2 separate regions of the Homo sapiens genome follow, and region 2 is linked to region 1. A link is a loop called in an ENCODE intact Hi-C map of the cell type or tissue named here. Cell type or tissue: natural killer cell. All regions are shown on one strand. Region 1 holds the start of LOC124902761 (a long non-coding RNA gene). Region 2 overlaps HTR3B (5-hydroxytryptamine receptor 3B).

Evidence for each region. Peaks named below come from ENCODE experiments on the same cell type or tissue, not always from the same donor. Only the 100,000 strongest peaks of a DNase experiment are listed, where the experiment ranks them.
Region 2: a loop joins it to region 1, with 2.5 times the contacts of the local background. A loop is called at or near these places in 7 of 110 quality-filtered maps.

Annotation. Positions count from the first base shown.
Region 1 is chr11:114,031,979-114,039,978 of GRCh38, reverse strand. It overlaps LOC124902761 (a long non-coding RNA gene), which reads right to left and starts at 4,709. Exons shown (of 2, transcript XR_007062896.1): 1 at 4,602-4,709; 2 at 2,795-3,317. RefSeq lists a silencer at 3,654-3,703 and an enhancer at 2,916-3,856. In natural killer cell, CTCF peaks have their summits at 3,526 and 3,727 (motif pointing left); a DNase peak (open chromatin) is centred at 3,618.
Region 2 is chr11:113,910,547-113,918,546 of GRCh38, reverse strand. The region is part of intron 2 of HTR3B (5-hydroxytryptamine receptor 3B); the gene reads right to left. Among named protein-coding and RNA genes, the nearest start is that of HTR3B, 9.8 kb to the right of the region's middle. In natural killer cell, no CTCF peak of the experiment used is centred here; no DNase peak of the experiment used is centred here.

The DNA of each region.
Region 1 (8,000 bases):
CTAATAAATGGCGTTGGTGTCTGGATCAGTCTTAGAAGCTTTAGCTCTTACAATTTGGGTGACCCTAAGCAAGTCACTTCATCTCTCTGAGCATCAGCTATATTGCATCTGTTACCAAAAACAAACAAACAAACAAAAAAGGCAAGAGAGTCCTACTTACTTTACAAGATAGTTAGGATGATTGCATGGGATGAGGAATGAGAAGAGCTCTGTAAGTGTTGGTAATCATCCTTATGAAATCTGAAACCCCGTGAGATCTGGGATAGAACAGAGTAACATAAGAGACTGGGAATTTTTTTCACTTATAAAAATTATTTAAATGTTTTCTTGTTTTGATTTGAGGCCATCTCTTCTGTTTTGAGAGATTATCATCCCAGAACTATCTCTCCTTGTTTTTTTACAATCCAGTCTCGGATAGACCACGGGACTTGATGCTCTTTAAAAGATGGTTTTATTTGAGCCTTACGCCTATCTTGGGAGTTAAGTAGGACAAATATATCATCCCCATTCTGCAGGCAGGAAAATTGACATAATAAGTGGCTGTCAGGAGGTTGCTCAGAGCTGGATTTATTCTGGTCCTCCTTGCATTCCTTCACATTTCTATTGTAGGAACCTGGGCAGGTGACAGGGCCAGGTGGGGTGAGGGAGGTTTTGGTGGTGAGTATCGTAGGGGAAGATCCTAGGATCTCCCTTAGAGGCCACCATCAGCTTATCAGAATGTGCATATGCCCCTCATTAAAATCGTTTCTATAAAACTGCATAACATGTGAGCTGTGTTAACTACTTTGTCACAATGTTGTTTTGTTGTCATTTAAATAAATGTTTTTAAACCTTTCAGTTTCATCATTTTCTCTTTGCATTTTGGAATCAGTGCAATTTGTCAGGTGTCAGGCAGTTTCATAGACCTTTGTTGGCCCTAAGCACTTTGTTCTAGAATGCTTGGACAGAATAATAAGAGGCTTTACCTTTTATTTTGTTTTAAGGTTGAGCATTGGCCAGACAGATGTGAGTTCAAATCCCATCTCTGCCCCTTACTGCCTGTCTGTCCTGGGCAAATTGCTTAAACTTTCTGGGTCTCATCTGTAAAATGGAGCTGGTAATACATATGTGTGGTATTTTTCAAAGTCGGTATGAGGTTTTTATTTTTTTTAGATGGAGTTTTACTCCTGTTGCCCAGGCTGGAGTGCAATGGTACAATCTCCAATCTCAGCTCACTGCAACCTCCGCCTCCCGGGTTCAAGCAATTCTCCTGCCTCAGCCTCCCAAGTAGCTGGGATTACAGGCATGCGCCACCACACCTGGCTAATTTTGTGTATTTAGTAGAGATGGGGTTTCACTATGTTGGTCAGACTGGTCTCGAACTCCTGACCTCAGGTGATCCACCCTCCTTGGCCTCCCAAAGGGCTGGGATTATAGGTGTGAGCCACTGCACCCAGCCTAAAGTTGGTATAGTTTTAATGTAATGTATATAAAGGTGCCTAGTCTAATGTCTGGAACATAGTAAGTGTTCAATTATGTAGCTATTTTAATTATAGCTTTTTTTTTCTTTTGCCCTAATCTAGATGGGATCATGGAGATGGCTCGCTGCATGGCAGCCTTTTTGACAGTGTCTTTGTGAGAAAAGAGAAAGGGCTGTATCATCGTGATCTGTGGCTCTTTGGAGAAGGTTTTGATGGAGATCCAGGCGGTAGCCAGGCGGGCCCAGGTTGCTGGATAACACAGAAATTAAACTCTAGGTCCCCAGAGCCCTCTTTCCACTGGCTGCCCCTCATTTCTTCACTCCATTAAGGGCCAGGGCAAGACCCAGAACCACATCCACAAGGGCCCCAAGTTTGGTCAACAGGTCAAGTTTCAAACAGCCCCACAATTATCCCATAGTGGGGTGTGGACCCAGAATGTTTGCCCTGCATCAGCTCCTGGGATTGGTAAGGAGAACCAAGGAAAGGCGTAGCATAAATTAGGAGTTAGGAGAAAAGACAGAAGAGCCATTGAGAGAGAACCAGGCCAGGTGGAGAGGGAGAGCCGCCCTGATGACCTTGGCGCCGGAACCAGTGAGAGCGGCTCACAGCTCATCCTGCTAGGAGGACAAAAGGACTGCAGCCCCCTTAGAAGTGTCAAACCCCATCCTAGCCTGTCTCCCTGGACCAGAGCTGAAGTCAAGGCTATAAAAAGAGCCTAGCCTGGAGATGGGGGGCAGCAGAGAGAGAATGCATTCCCCCTTGATAATTTCAGAATCACCATTCTCAGTTGTTACAAATGCAAGTTCCTGAACCCCACCCTAAACCTACCCAATCACCGTCTCTTGGGAGGGTAGGTAGGGTTTAGCAAACTTCACCAAACATTTGCAAGTTAAGAATGGGGTCTTGTGGCCGGACACAGTGGCTCACACCTGTAATCCCAGCACTTTGGGAGGCCAAGGCGGGGAGATCACCTGAGGCCAGGAGTTCGAGACCAGCCTAGCCAAGATGGTGAAACCCCGTCTCTACTAAAAATACAAAAAAGATAGCCAGGTGTGGTGGCAGGCGCCTGTAATCCCAGCTACTCAGGAGGCTGAGGCAGGAGAATTGCTTGAACCCAGGAGGTGGAGGTTGCAGTGAGCCAAGATCACGCTACTGCACTCCAGCCTGGGCAACAAGAGCGAAACTCCGTCTCAAAACAAAACAAAACAAAACAAAACACCAAAAAGAATGGGGACCTGTGTGGAGCTTAACAGAGAAGGGTCTAGAAAAGTTTCTCTCTGGGTTGGTTTTACATATTAGACAAGTTAGATTGAAGACAAGATTGACAACAAACATTTTGGTTTAACAAATGTTTATTGTGCACCTACTATGTGCCCAGAACTTATTCTGCCATCCAGCAGCCTCACAATTTGGAATGAAAGGTGGACTCTATAAGAGGAATCATAATACCCTGTTATGAGCAGCACTCACTAAGAGTGCAAATGCGCAATGTGGTCATGAGGTGTCCAGGAGCCAGAACTAGGAAGGAAGAACCTGGAGCTGATCAGGGAGGCCATCTTATTTTTCATTTTTGAGTTCAGGTATCTTCAGTGGTAGATGAGTCTTCTTTCCATTTCTCTTAAATTGAAATGTAGAGAAGCCAATCCTATGTGCCCTTGGGTGTTATTCTTTTTGAAGATGATGAAGGAAGATTGAACCACTGGTCCGCTTCTATTTGCTCATCAGAAATTCGGGCTCAGGGCAGTTATGTGTGCCACATCTTAGCCAAAGTAAAGGAACTTTCTGTTTTACCCTTCTCCAGCAAAAACAGCAGTGAGTCAAAATAAACAACCCTTGGGATCCAAATGCTGGCTCCTCCTACGGAAAAGACAGAATAGTTATTTTATACTTATGGGGGCCCTGGAGTGCCGGGCTGGCTGTGAGTGCGCGTGAAGCTCGCGCCCACCCGCGCACAGGGCCAGGCAGTGACCAGGTCAGAGAATCCTGGTGCAGAGAGGCTCCCGCTGCGGAAGGGTGGGGGCGGGATTGTGAGGCTTCAATCTGGGATGCTTTTTAAAAACCTTCCAAGTGAAGTTGACTTTCTGCGGCTCACGGGCCTGATTTTGCCAGCAGGCCGCCCCTGCCCCCTTGCGGCGTCCCCTCTTAGCCCGGGGCCAAGTCAGCGCCTGACCTCCGTCCGCTGGAGGCCAGAAGGGGAGAAGGCTGACGGTCCCGCCGCAGCCAGAGCGCAGCGCCGGGCGGGACCCTGCTGGGCCACCCGCGGCCACGTCCTCCAAGCCCTGCTGACCTCTAGTGGTCACCGGGCAGAACCGAACGGGCGCTAGGCCAGAGTGGGAAGGAAGGTACCTCTCAAGGCGCGTTCTCAGCCCTGGTTTGCACATTGGGATCACCTGGGAGCTTTGAAAACTACCACTGTGCAAGCCCCACTGCAGGCTTTTGTTCAGAATTAAGTCAGAAGCGCCGACTGTGGGACCTGAGCGTGGATATCGTTGTTAAAGCTCCCTTGGAGGCTGAGCGCGGTGGCTCACGCCTGTAATCTCAGCATTTTGGGAGGCCAAGGTGGGTGGATCACTTGAGCCCAGGAGTTTGAGACCAGCCTGGCCAACATGGCAAAACCCTGTCTTGGCAAAAAATACAAAAATTAGCCGGGCATGGTGGCGCGTGCCTGTAGTCAGTCTCAGCTACTAGGAGGGCTGAGGTGGGAGGATGGGTTGAGCCTGAATGGTGGAGGCTGTGGTGAGCTATGATCGTGCCACGGCACTCCAGCCTGGGCGACAGAGCAAGACCCTGTCTCAAAGCCCCCACGCACCCCCACAAAAAAACTCCCAGGGAATTCTAACGTGCAGCCTGATAGAGAGCCATTGGGCAAAAGTGGGCATTCGTTCGCCTCTACTGTGGATGTCTGCGCTGGGTGTAATGTCAGTGTCTGCATATGGCTGTCTGTCCTTGATCCAGTCTGTCCCTGCATCCAGTGTCAGACACCAGTGTGGACTTCGTGCCTGCCTGACAGTGTGTGTGTGTGTGTGTGTGTGTGTGATGCTGATGTCTGACTGTGGTGTGGGTCCGTGTGCCTGCATGGAGTGAGTGAGCTGAGGTGGAACTCATACACTAGGTGCAGACTCAGGAGGCGAAGGGTCCTACCAATGTCTCTCTATCCTTAAGAGTTAGAGAAGATGGTTTGCAGCCGCCTTCACGTATTCGCATAGTTCACACTCTTTGCTGTTGGGAAGTTCTTCCTGTTGTCTCACTTCAGTCCCCTGTCAAGAGGAGAAACGTCTAGATTGAAAAAGTGCCAGTTTTCCCATCTTCTCTGGTAGCAGCCATAGGAACGGGAGGAAGTCCGGCCTGGAGCTGCATACCCAGGGCTGCTGGCTGGCGCGGCCGGGCTGTCTTCCTCGGTCTCATCACTCCATCAGGCCCTGATGAAACGGGTTTGAAGGGAGAAGAGCCAGCACCAGCACAATTAAATTAATTTCCAGCAGCTGCATGGGATTAAAATTACCCACTTCTCCTTTCTGGCCTCTATCTAATGTTCCTGAAAATGATCTCCTGATACTCTGCTTCTCCTCATTTCTCTTTCTTATGGTCTCAGCTTTTGGTACATCCACTCCTGATTGCGTTGCCCGTCCCAAGCTGCCCTTCCTTCCCCTACATGTGGCTGTAGATCAAAGTCCTGGTGAGACCCCTGTCCCCCGGGCCTGACTGGCCTGACCCTCTCCTTCCCAGACTGCGGGAGCTGGCCAGAGGCAACATCCAGAGGCAGAGTGACCCTCAGGAGTGGGACAGTCTGTCTTGGTGCCTCAGCCCTCACGGAGGTCCCATGGGAATGGAGACTTGCACTCCCCATGCCTGTCCTTTCAGGAGGCAGAGGAAAGGCAACACCTTATGGTGGAGTGAGCACCAGACTTAGAGTCCAGGCATATGGGCTCCAATGCCTGTGTTTCCATGAGTAACTCGACCCCTCTGAGCATGCCTTGCCTTCTGCAAAATAGAGAAGGGAATATCTATCTTACAGATTGCTGTAAAGACTAAATGAGAAAATATAGGGAAATATGTGTGTGTGTGTGTGTATATATATATATATAATGTACATAGATAGCTAGATAGATACTAGAACCTGCCCCATGGTAGATGATCATGCATAATATTAATGAGTACAGTAATAGCTAGTATTTATTCAGTGCACACTACAGGATGATGTTTTAAGCTTTGAATAGGTTGTGTTTAATCATCACAGCAGTACTTTGAGGTAGAACCTTTGATGACTCCCATTTACAAATGGGGAAAGATGAGGCAGAGAGGTATCAGGAAACATGCCCAAAGACACACAGTTCTTGGGTGATAGATCAGGAACGTGACCTCTGGGAATCTGATTACATGTACTGAAAGAAAAAAAGAATATATCACTGAACTATGCACATACTTAGGTATAGTATTTGCTTGTATCTGTGCATGTAGGAACACACACACACCACACACACACACACACACACACACACACACATCTTTGCATATTATCACTGCATAACCCCAGGCCCTGCACCCTCCCTCCTAGAAGAATCCAGGGGAAACAAACTGGTCAGCTGCAACTAGTAGGAGAAAACTAGCCAGAAAGGAAGCCAGGTGCCTACGGACAGAGGAAAGCTTCCGGAGGAACCTGCTGGGCCAACTGGGTAGGGCAATCTGTATGACTCTCACCTCAAATGATGAAGCAGGCTCATGAAAATGGGAACAGGCTTTCCTTTGACACTGTTCTCACCCAGAGTAACCTGAAGGACTCAGGTTCAGCAGGTTGGGCATGAGGGGCAGCTCTCCCTGCATTGCTATGCTAGAGTCAGCTCATCTCAAAGCCTCATCCACTGATTCCAGCAATGAGGCCTGATCCCTTCTGTGCTTTGCATGTGATTGGCACTTAATGGAATTTAATTTCAAGTTCTCCTCTGCTGCACTCAGTTCCCTTCCTCACTGGTCTGCTGAGTGGAGCTGGAGGATGGGAATGTATTCTAGGGACTGGCCTCTGCCCTCTCCCTGCTGTATAATGGTGGCCTCATCACTGCCTTCTCTGGTCATCTCTAAGGTTTCATCCAGCCTGACATTCTGAGTCTCTGATTCCATTCAGGTCCTTAGCAGCCTTGGCTGCCATGGTTTGAGGGTAGGGGTAGTGTGTGCGGGGGAAGTCATGTAGTTGTAAGCCCCAAACGACACATGGTCCAGTGGAGGAAATGATGTGGAAATGAGGGAAATGTCACCCTGGCGCTGCCCCTGCCCACATGGCTTGACCTCAGGGTCAGAATCAGGATGTGGGATGATGCAGTATGATTGTGGAATTGGGAGCAGTCCACCCTCCCAAATGCCTCAAAGGGATAAAAGGAAACATCAGAGCAAAAGTAAGAGATGGTTCAGGCTAGGCACGGTGGCTCACACCTGTAATCCCAGAACTTTGGGAGACCGAGGCAAGTGGATCACGAGGTCAGGAGTTCGAGACCAGCCTGGCCAACATGGTGAAACCCCGTCTCTACTAAAAATACAAAAATTAGCAGAGCATGGTGGCTCACACCTGTAGTCCCAGCTACTTGGGAGTCTGAGCCAGGAGAATCGCTTGAACCAGTGAGGCGGAGGTTGCAGTGAGCCAAGATCGCACCACTGCACTCCAACCTGGTGACAGAGCAAGACTCTGTCTCAAAAAAAAAGGAAAAAAGAAAAGAAAAGAAAGAGATGGCTCAGTAGAGCCTTCCCCAATCCCAGCTCTCCCCTGTGTAGCACTTGCCTTGTGCCAGCTACTGTCCTAGGCCCTTAAAGAGACCAACTCATTTAGTTGTAGGAATGACCCTATGGCAAGGTACTATTTTTATCCTCGTTTTACAGATGAAGACACTGAGCCATAAAAAGGTTACACAGATAAGTAAATGGTGAAACTAGGATTTGAAATGAGAGACTCTAGGGTTTATCATTTTAACCATTACATTTGATGGCTTTCCAAAGACAGTTGCCATCCAGGTCCAAGGAGTCATTTGAGAAAAGGTAAAGTACAAGGTACTCTCTGGAACCTGCATGGGAATACTGCCCAGGCACACCCTTCATTCAGAGGACGCTGCAGCTGGGAGATGAGGGGAGCCCCTCACAGCTGGAGGACCTGCTTACTAAAGAGCCCCCCGAGTTCCTGCTGTAGTTCTTTGCTTGTAGCCCCAAGGCAAATGCCTTGCACTTCTACATCCAGGGGATAAAGGACAGGGAGATGCTTCGTCCTCTTGAGATGGCTTTGTCGGATTGGCCCTAGGAGGTGCATCTCTCCACCCCTCCTGAAGTCTCCTCTTCCTGCTCTGACCACCCCGGCCCCACCCTCCACAGTGGGAGGACTGGCAAGGCCTGGGCAGCAGAATGCGTTGCTCAACACAGGGCAACATTGGCACATGCATCCATTTCCAGTTTCTACTGAAAACACCGGCTGAAGAAGGCAGAACAGGGAGACAAAGCCCTGAGGAGGGATTAGAACCCAGCAGGCTGCCAGGGCCAGGGGGCTGGGCTATGATGGACCCCAGG
Region 2 (8,000 bases), 120 kb after region 1:
AATTATGCTAAAGGAAAAAAGCCAATCTCAAAGGTAGTATATTGTATGATTCCATTTATATAATATTCTTGAAATAGCCTAAAGATGGAGAAAAGATTAGTGGTTGCCAGGGGTTAGGAGTCAGCAGAGAGAAAGGAATGTGGCTATAAAGGGATAGCACCTGGGGGCCCTGTGGTGTTGATACAATTATGTACTTTGATTGTGGTGCTGATTACAAAAAGCTACACATGTAATAAAATTACATAGAACTACACACACACACACACACACACACACACGAGTACACACAAGCAGGAGAAATCTGAATAAGCTCTATAGATTGTACCAGTGTTCATTTTCTAGTATTGACACTGTAATATATATATATTTGCAAGATGTTAACAGTATGAGAGATTGAGTGAAGTGTACACAGGGCCTGCCTATATATTTCTTTTCAGCATGTACCTAACTATATATTGTTATAAGAAATGACTTCAAATACAAAGGACATCAAATGATACAAATAGGTTGGAAATAAAAGGATGGCCAAGAATATGCCATGTGGGAAGCAAGCATAAGAAAAACTTCATAAAAGGGAATATTATCAGAGATGAAGTGGAGCGTTTCATAACAGTAAAAGGATCTGTTCATTACGAAGACATATAGGCTGGGCACAGTGGCTCACCTGTAATACCAGCACTTTGGGTGGCCAAGGTGGGCAGATTGCTTAAGCTCAGGAGTTAGTGACCATGGTGGGCAATATGGCAAAACCCCGTCTCTACCAAAAATACAAAAACCAGCTGGGTGTGGTGGCATGTGCCTGTAGTCCCAGCTACTCAGGAGGGTGAGGCAGGAGAATTGTCTGAGCCCAGGAGGTTGAGGCTGCAGTGAGACATGCCGCTGCACTCCAGCCTGGGAGACAGAGTAAAATACTGTCTCAAAAAAAACCCCCAAAGACAAAGAAAAATATAAGTCTAAATGTGTATGCACCTAATAACATAGCTTCAAAATACATGAAGCAAAAGTTGGCAGAACCAAAGAGAGAAATAGACAAACAACAATCATAACTGGAGATTTTAACATTCCACTCCATCAAGTTAATAAAACAACTGGAAGAAAAAAAATAGAAGATTTCGGCCGGGTGCAGTGGCTCACGGCTGTAATCTCACCACTTTGGGAGGCCAAGGTGGGTGGATCACCTGAGGTCAGGAGTTCAAGACCAGCCTGGCCAACATGGTGAAACCCCGTCTCTAATAAAAGTAGAAAAATTAGCTGGGCGTGGTGGCAGGCACCTGTAATCCCAGCTACTCAGCAGGCTGACGCAGGAGAATCACTTGAACCCGGGAAGCGGAGTTTACAGCGAGCTGAGATTGCGCCACTGCACTCCAGCCTGGGGGACAAGAGTGAGACTTCATCTCAAAAAAAAAAAAAATAGAAGATTTCAACACCACTATCAACCACATTTATTGAATTAATATTTATAGAGCAGTATACCATTCTGTTCAACATTGTACTGGAGGCCCTAGTCAGGGTAACAAGACACTAGAAGGAAACAAATGTATAAAGATCAGAAAGAAAGAAGTAAAACTGATTTTCCTCACAGACAACATGATTTTCTACACAGAAAATCTGAAAGAATCTACCAAAAAAAGCCTCTTAAGCGAAAAAGAAATGTAAGGGTCACAGAATCCCAGACCAATATCTAGAAATCAACTGTGTTTTTGTATGCTAGCAACAGACAACTAGATTCAAATTTAAAATACCATTTATAATAACAAAAAATGTGAAATACTTAGGAATAAATTTAACCAAATGTATGCAAAACGCTAAAAATGATGAAACATTAATAAAAGAAATTAAAGAACTAAACAGAGAGATACACTGTATGTATGGACTGGATAACTCAGTATTGTTAAGATGTCAGTACTCCTCAAATTTATCTATAGATTCAGTGCAGTACCAATCAAAATTCCAGAAGTTTTTAAAAATAGACATTGATGAGTCAATTCTAAAGTTTATATGGAAATGCAAACAACCTAGAAAAGTTAAAACAATTTTTAAAAAGAAGAACGAGATTAGAAGATTCACATTATCTTATTTCAAGACTTCCATAATGCTACAGTAATGAAAACAGTGTGGTATTGTTAGAAAGACAAACATACAGATTAGTTGAATAGAACAGAGTCAAGAAATAAGCTCAGAGTATATAAATAACTCTTGTAACCTGATAATAAAATAATAAACAGCCCAACTTTAAAATTAAATAAAAGATTTGAGCAGACATATTACCAAAGAAGATATACAGTTGGCAATTGGCAAATAAGCACATGAAAAAATGTTCAACATGTTCAAATGTTAGGGAAATAAAAATTAAAAACTACATTGAGATACTACAGCAAACCTACTACAATGGTTAAAATTTTAAAGATTGGGCCGGGCACGGTGGCTCATGCCTATAATCCCACTACTTCGGAAGCCCGAGGCAGGTAGATTACCTGAGATCAGGAGTTAGAGACCAGCCTGGCCAACACGGCGAAACCATCTCTACTAAAAGTACAAAAATTAGCCAGGCACGGTCGTGGGTGCCTGTAATCCCAGCCACTCAGGAGGCTGAGGCAGGGGAACCACTTGAACCCAGGAGGCAGAGGTTGCAGTGAGCTGAGATCATGCCACTGCACTCCAGCCCAGGCGACAAGATCAAGACTCCGTCTAAAAAAAAAACATTTAAAGATTGACAGCTTCAAGGAGTAGTGATTATGTGGAGAAACTGAAGCTCTCACACATTATGAGTGACATGCAAAATGATAACAGCCACTTTGGAAAAAAGCTGGACAGTTTCTTATAAAATTAAACATAGACCCATCATACAACTCACCAATACTATACCTAAGCATTTATCCAAGAGAAAGAAAAACATATGCAAATGTTTATAGTGGCTTTATTCATAATTGCCCCCAAATGGAAACAATCCATGTGTCCCACAACTGGTAAACAGATAAATTGTAGTGCATCTGTACAATAAAATACTACTACTGAGTTATGCAACAATATGGATAAATCTCAAAGGCATTATGCTAAGTGAAAGAAGCCATGCACAAAAGGTAAAATAACATATAATTCCATTTGTATAATATTGTGTATAAGCCAAAACTAGAGGGAAAAAAAATCAGATTATGGGTCCCAGAGACTCTGTCTGTCTCTTGCCTCTATCTCAAAAACACAAACAAAGTAAGTAGAAGAAAAGAAATATGTAAAGATATCTAAAGAGCATGGGAGGTTGAGGCTGCAGTAAGCCGTGATCACGCCACTGCACTCCAGCCTAAGTAACAGAGTGAGACCCTGTCTCAAAGCAAAACAAAACAAAACAAACAAACAAAAAAATTACAAAGCCCAAAGTTGGCTCTTTGAAAAAAATAAAATTGGTAAAACTATGACAAGATTGGTCAGGGGAAAATATGAGAAAACACAAATTACCAATATGAGACACAAAAGCCATATCACTAGAGATCTTATGGGCATGAAAATAATAGAAAAAAATATATGAACAACTAAGTCAATAAATTTGACAAACTGCATGAAAGAGACAAATTTCTTAAAAATACAAATTAGCAAAACTGACACAAGAAAAAACTGAATATGTGTAAATAAAGTTGAATTTGCCTTTGATTACCTTCCCACAAAGAAAGCTCCAGACCCCTATAGTTTTACTGGTAAATTCTATCAGACAGTAAGGAAGAAAAAATATTCACATTATACAACGCCTTCAGAAAACTGAGAAGGAAACAATTCTCAACAATTCTGTTTTATAAGGCCAACACAATCCTGATACCAAAACCAGATGAGAAGACTAGAGTCTAATGCCTGTCATCAACAAACGTGTAATATATATTAATTAGAAAATAAAATTCAATACAAAAATTAGCTAGGTGTGGTGGTACACACCTGTAATCTCAGCTACTTGGGAGGCTGAGGCACGAGAATTGCTTGAAGCTAGGAGGCGGAGGTTGCAGTGAGGTGAGATTGTGTCCCTGGACTCCAGCCTGGGCAACAGAGCAAGACTGTCTCAAAAAAACAAAATTAATTTAATTTAATTTTTTTTTTTTGAGTTGGAGTATCGCTCTTGTTGCCTAGGCTGGAGTGCAATGGCGTGATCTCGGCTCACTGCAACCTCCGCCTCCCAGGTTCAAGCAATTCTCCTGCCTCAGCCTCCTGAGTAGCTGGGATTACAGGCATGTACCACCACACCTGGCTGATTTTGTATTTTTAGTAGAGACGGGGTTTCTCCACGTTGAGGCTGGTCTCAAACTCCTGACCTCAGGTGATCCACCTGCCTCGGCCTCCCGAAGTGCTGGGATTACAGGCGTAAGCCACTGCGCCCAGCCAATTTAATTTAATTTTTAAAACATTTTTTAAATCTTTTTAAAAATTAAAAAAACTGTTCATTGAAATGGACTTTGTCTTAGTCCGTTTTTTGTTCCTGTATCTGAAAACCTGAGACTGTGTAATTTATAAAAAAAAAAAAAATATATTTTTCACAGCTCTGGGGTCTGGAAAGTTCAAGCTCAAGGAGCTGCATCCGATCAGGGCTTCCTCACTGCATCGTAGCATGGAGGAGGGCATCTCACAGCAAGAGGTCAAGAGCATGTCAGGTCAGCTTTCTCTCCCTCTTCTTATATAGCCACCATCCTAATTACCTTCCAAGGGCCCCACCTCCAAATACCATCAACATATGAATTTGCAGATGAAATTTTGGAGGCCGGGCGTGGTGGCTCACTCCTGTAATCCAGCACTTTGGCAGACCGAGGCAGGTGGATCACCTGAGGTCAGGAGTTTGAGACAAGCCTAGCCAACATGGCAAAACCCTGTCTCTGCTAAAAATAGAAAAATTAGCCGGGTGTGATGGCACGTGCCTGTAGTCCCAGCTACTCGGGAGACTGAGGCTGGAGTATGGCTTGAACCTGGGAGGCAGAGGTTACAGTGAGCCGAGATTGCGCCATTGCACTCCAGCCTGGGTGACAGAGAGAGATTTCATCTAAAAATAAAATTTTTTTTAAAAAGGCCAAGCATGGTGGCTCACACCCGTAATCCCAGCACTTTGGGAGGCCAAGGCAGGCGGATCACCTGAGGTCAGGAGTTCGAGACCAGCCTGGCCAACATGGTGAAACTCCATCTCTACTAAAAATACAAAAAAAAAAAAAAAAAAAAAAAAAAAAAAAATTAGCCAGACATGGTGGCAGGCACCTGTAATCCCAGTCACTGGGGAGGCTGAGGCAAGAGAATCACTTGAACCCTGGAGGCGGCGGCTGCAGTGAGCCGAGATCGTGCCATTGCACTCCAGCCTTTGAGACTTTGTCTCAAAAAAAACAAAGAAAGAAAGAAAGAAATTTTGGGGACACATTCAAACCATAACAAACTAACAAATGTCAGCAAATTTGAAAATTTCTATTCATTGTAAGACCCATTAAGAAAATGAATAGCGAAGACACAGACTGGGAATAAACATTTATTATATAATATGTGTATGTATTATGTAATTACTATATTATATGTTATTATATTATAATAATGATTTAAATACATATTATATAATATAGGAGGTAATATCTAAAAAAAGACTGTGCCCAGAATGTATAAATAGCTCCTATAAATCTATAATAACAATAAAAAAAAACCAATGACCCAATTTTAAAAATAAGAGAAGGCTTAAATGGGCACTTCACAAAGAAAAATTTATAAGTAGCCAATAAGCACATGAAAAAGAGTTCAAAATCATTAGCCATTAGGGAAATTTTAATAAAACCTCAATGAAATACCATTATACCCTTACTAGAATGACTAAAATTAAAAAGACTGGTAACACCAAATGTTGGCAGGGATGTGTAGCAATAGGAACTCTCATAGCTTACTGGTGGGAGTGTAAAATGCACAACCACTTTGCAAATCAGTATGGCAGTTTCTCATTAAGTATACACCCTCCTGTGACCCAGTCACAGAACTTCTAGGTTTTACTTAAAAGAAATGGAAACGCCGGGCACGGTGGCTCACGCCTGTAATCCCAGCACTTTGGGAGGCCGAGGCGGGTGGATCACGAGGTCAGGAGATCGAGACCATCCTGGCTAACACAGTGAAACCCTGTCTCTACTAAAAATACAAAAAATTAGCTGGGCGTCGTGGCACACGCCTGTAGTCCCAGCTGTTCCGGAGGCTGAGGCAGGAGAATGGCGTGAACCCGGGAGGCGGAGCTTGCAGTGAGCCGAGATCGTGCCACTGCACTCCGGCCTGGGTAACAGAGCAAGGTCTCAAAAAAAAGAAAAAAGAAAAGAAAAAAGAAATGGAAACATATACACAAAAAGACTCGTACAGGAAAATTCTTAGCAGCTTTATTCATACTATCCTAAAATTGGAAACAACCCAAATGCCTGTCAACAGGAGAATGGATAAACAAATCATGATATAGCCATAACTGAATACTACTTATTAAGAAAAAGGAACAAACTGCTGATACACACCGCAACATAAGTGAATCTCAAAATGCCGAGTGAAAAAGCCAGACACAATCGAGTACACACAATAAAACTTCATCACATGGAGTTCTACAACCAGTAAAACTAATCACTGCTCAAAGAAATAATCAGAAGAGTATTTGTCTCTGTGGGTGAAGAGGATGGGGATGGACTAGGAAGGGAACAAGGGACCTTTTCGGGGATCTTTGATATCTTGATAGAGATATGGGTTATATGGCCGGGCACCGTGGCTCATGCCTGTAATCCCAGCACTTTTGGGAGGCTGAGGCGGCCAAATCACTTCAGGTCGGGAGTTCAACACCAGCCTGACCAACATGGTGGAACCCCATCTCTACTAAAAAATATAAAAATAAGCCGAGTGTGGTGGCAGACACCTGTAATCCTAGCTACTCAGGAGGCTGAGGCAGGAAAATTGCTTGTCCCCGGGAGGCGGAGGTTGCAGTGAGCCAAGATGGTGCCACAGCACTCCAGCCTGGGCAACAGAGTGAGACTCCATCTCAAAAAATAAATAAATAGCCGGGTGTGGTGGCTCACACCTATAATCCCAACACTTTGGGAGGCTGAGGTGGGCAGATCTTTTGAGGTCAGGAGTTTGAGACTAGCCTGACCAACATGGTGAAACCCCATCTCTACTAAAAATACAAAATTAGTCAGATGTGGTGGCGCATGCCTGTAATCCCAGCTACTCAGGAGGCTGAGGCAGGAGAATCACTTGAACCCGGGAGGCAGAGGTTGCAGTGAGCTGAGATCGTGCCACTGCAATCCAGCCTGGGTGACAGAGCCAGACTCTGTCTCAAAATAAATAAATAAATAAATGTTATATGGGTATATGTAATTAGCAACATTCATCAGCTTGTACACTTAATATCTGTGTATTTCCACATATGTATATTTTACCTCAATTAGAAAACAATTTTTGGCCGGGTGCAGTGGCTCACGCCTGTAATCCCAGCACTTTGGGAGGCTGAGGCAGATGGATCACGAGGTCAGGAGATCGAGACCATCCTGGCTAACACGGTGAAACCCCATCTCTACTAAAAATACAAAAAATTAGCCGGGCATGGTGGCGGGCGCCTGTAGTCCCAGCTACTCGGGAGGCTGAGGCAGAATGGCATGAACCCAGAAGGTGGAGCTTGCAGTGAGCAGAGATTGTGCCACTGCACTTCAGCCTGGGCGACAGAGCGAGACTCTGTCTCAAAAAAAAAAAAAAGAAAAGAAAACAATTTTTGAGAAGTAAATGGGAAAACAATGATTAAAATTACTTTAACAAAACGAGCTCAGTAAAGTCTGTTTTTAAGAGAAATTGCCGGGTGTGGTGGCTCACGCCTGTAATCCCAGCACTTTGGGAGGCCGAGGCAGATGGATCACTTGAGGTCAGGAGTTTGAGACCAACCTGTCCAACAGGTGAAACCCCGTCTCTACTAAAAATACAAAAATTAGCCGGGCGTGGTGGCGCATGCCTGTAATCCCAGCTACTAGGTAGGCTAAGGCAGGAGA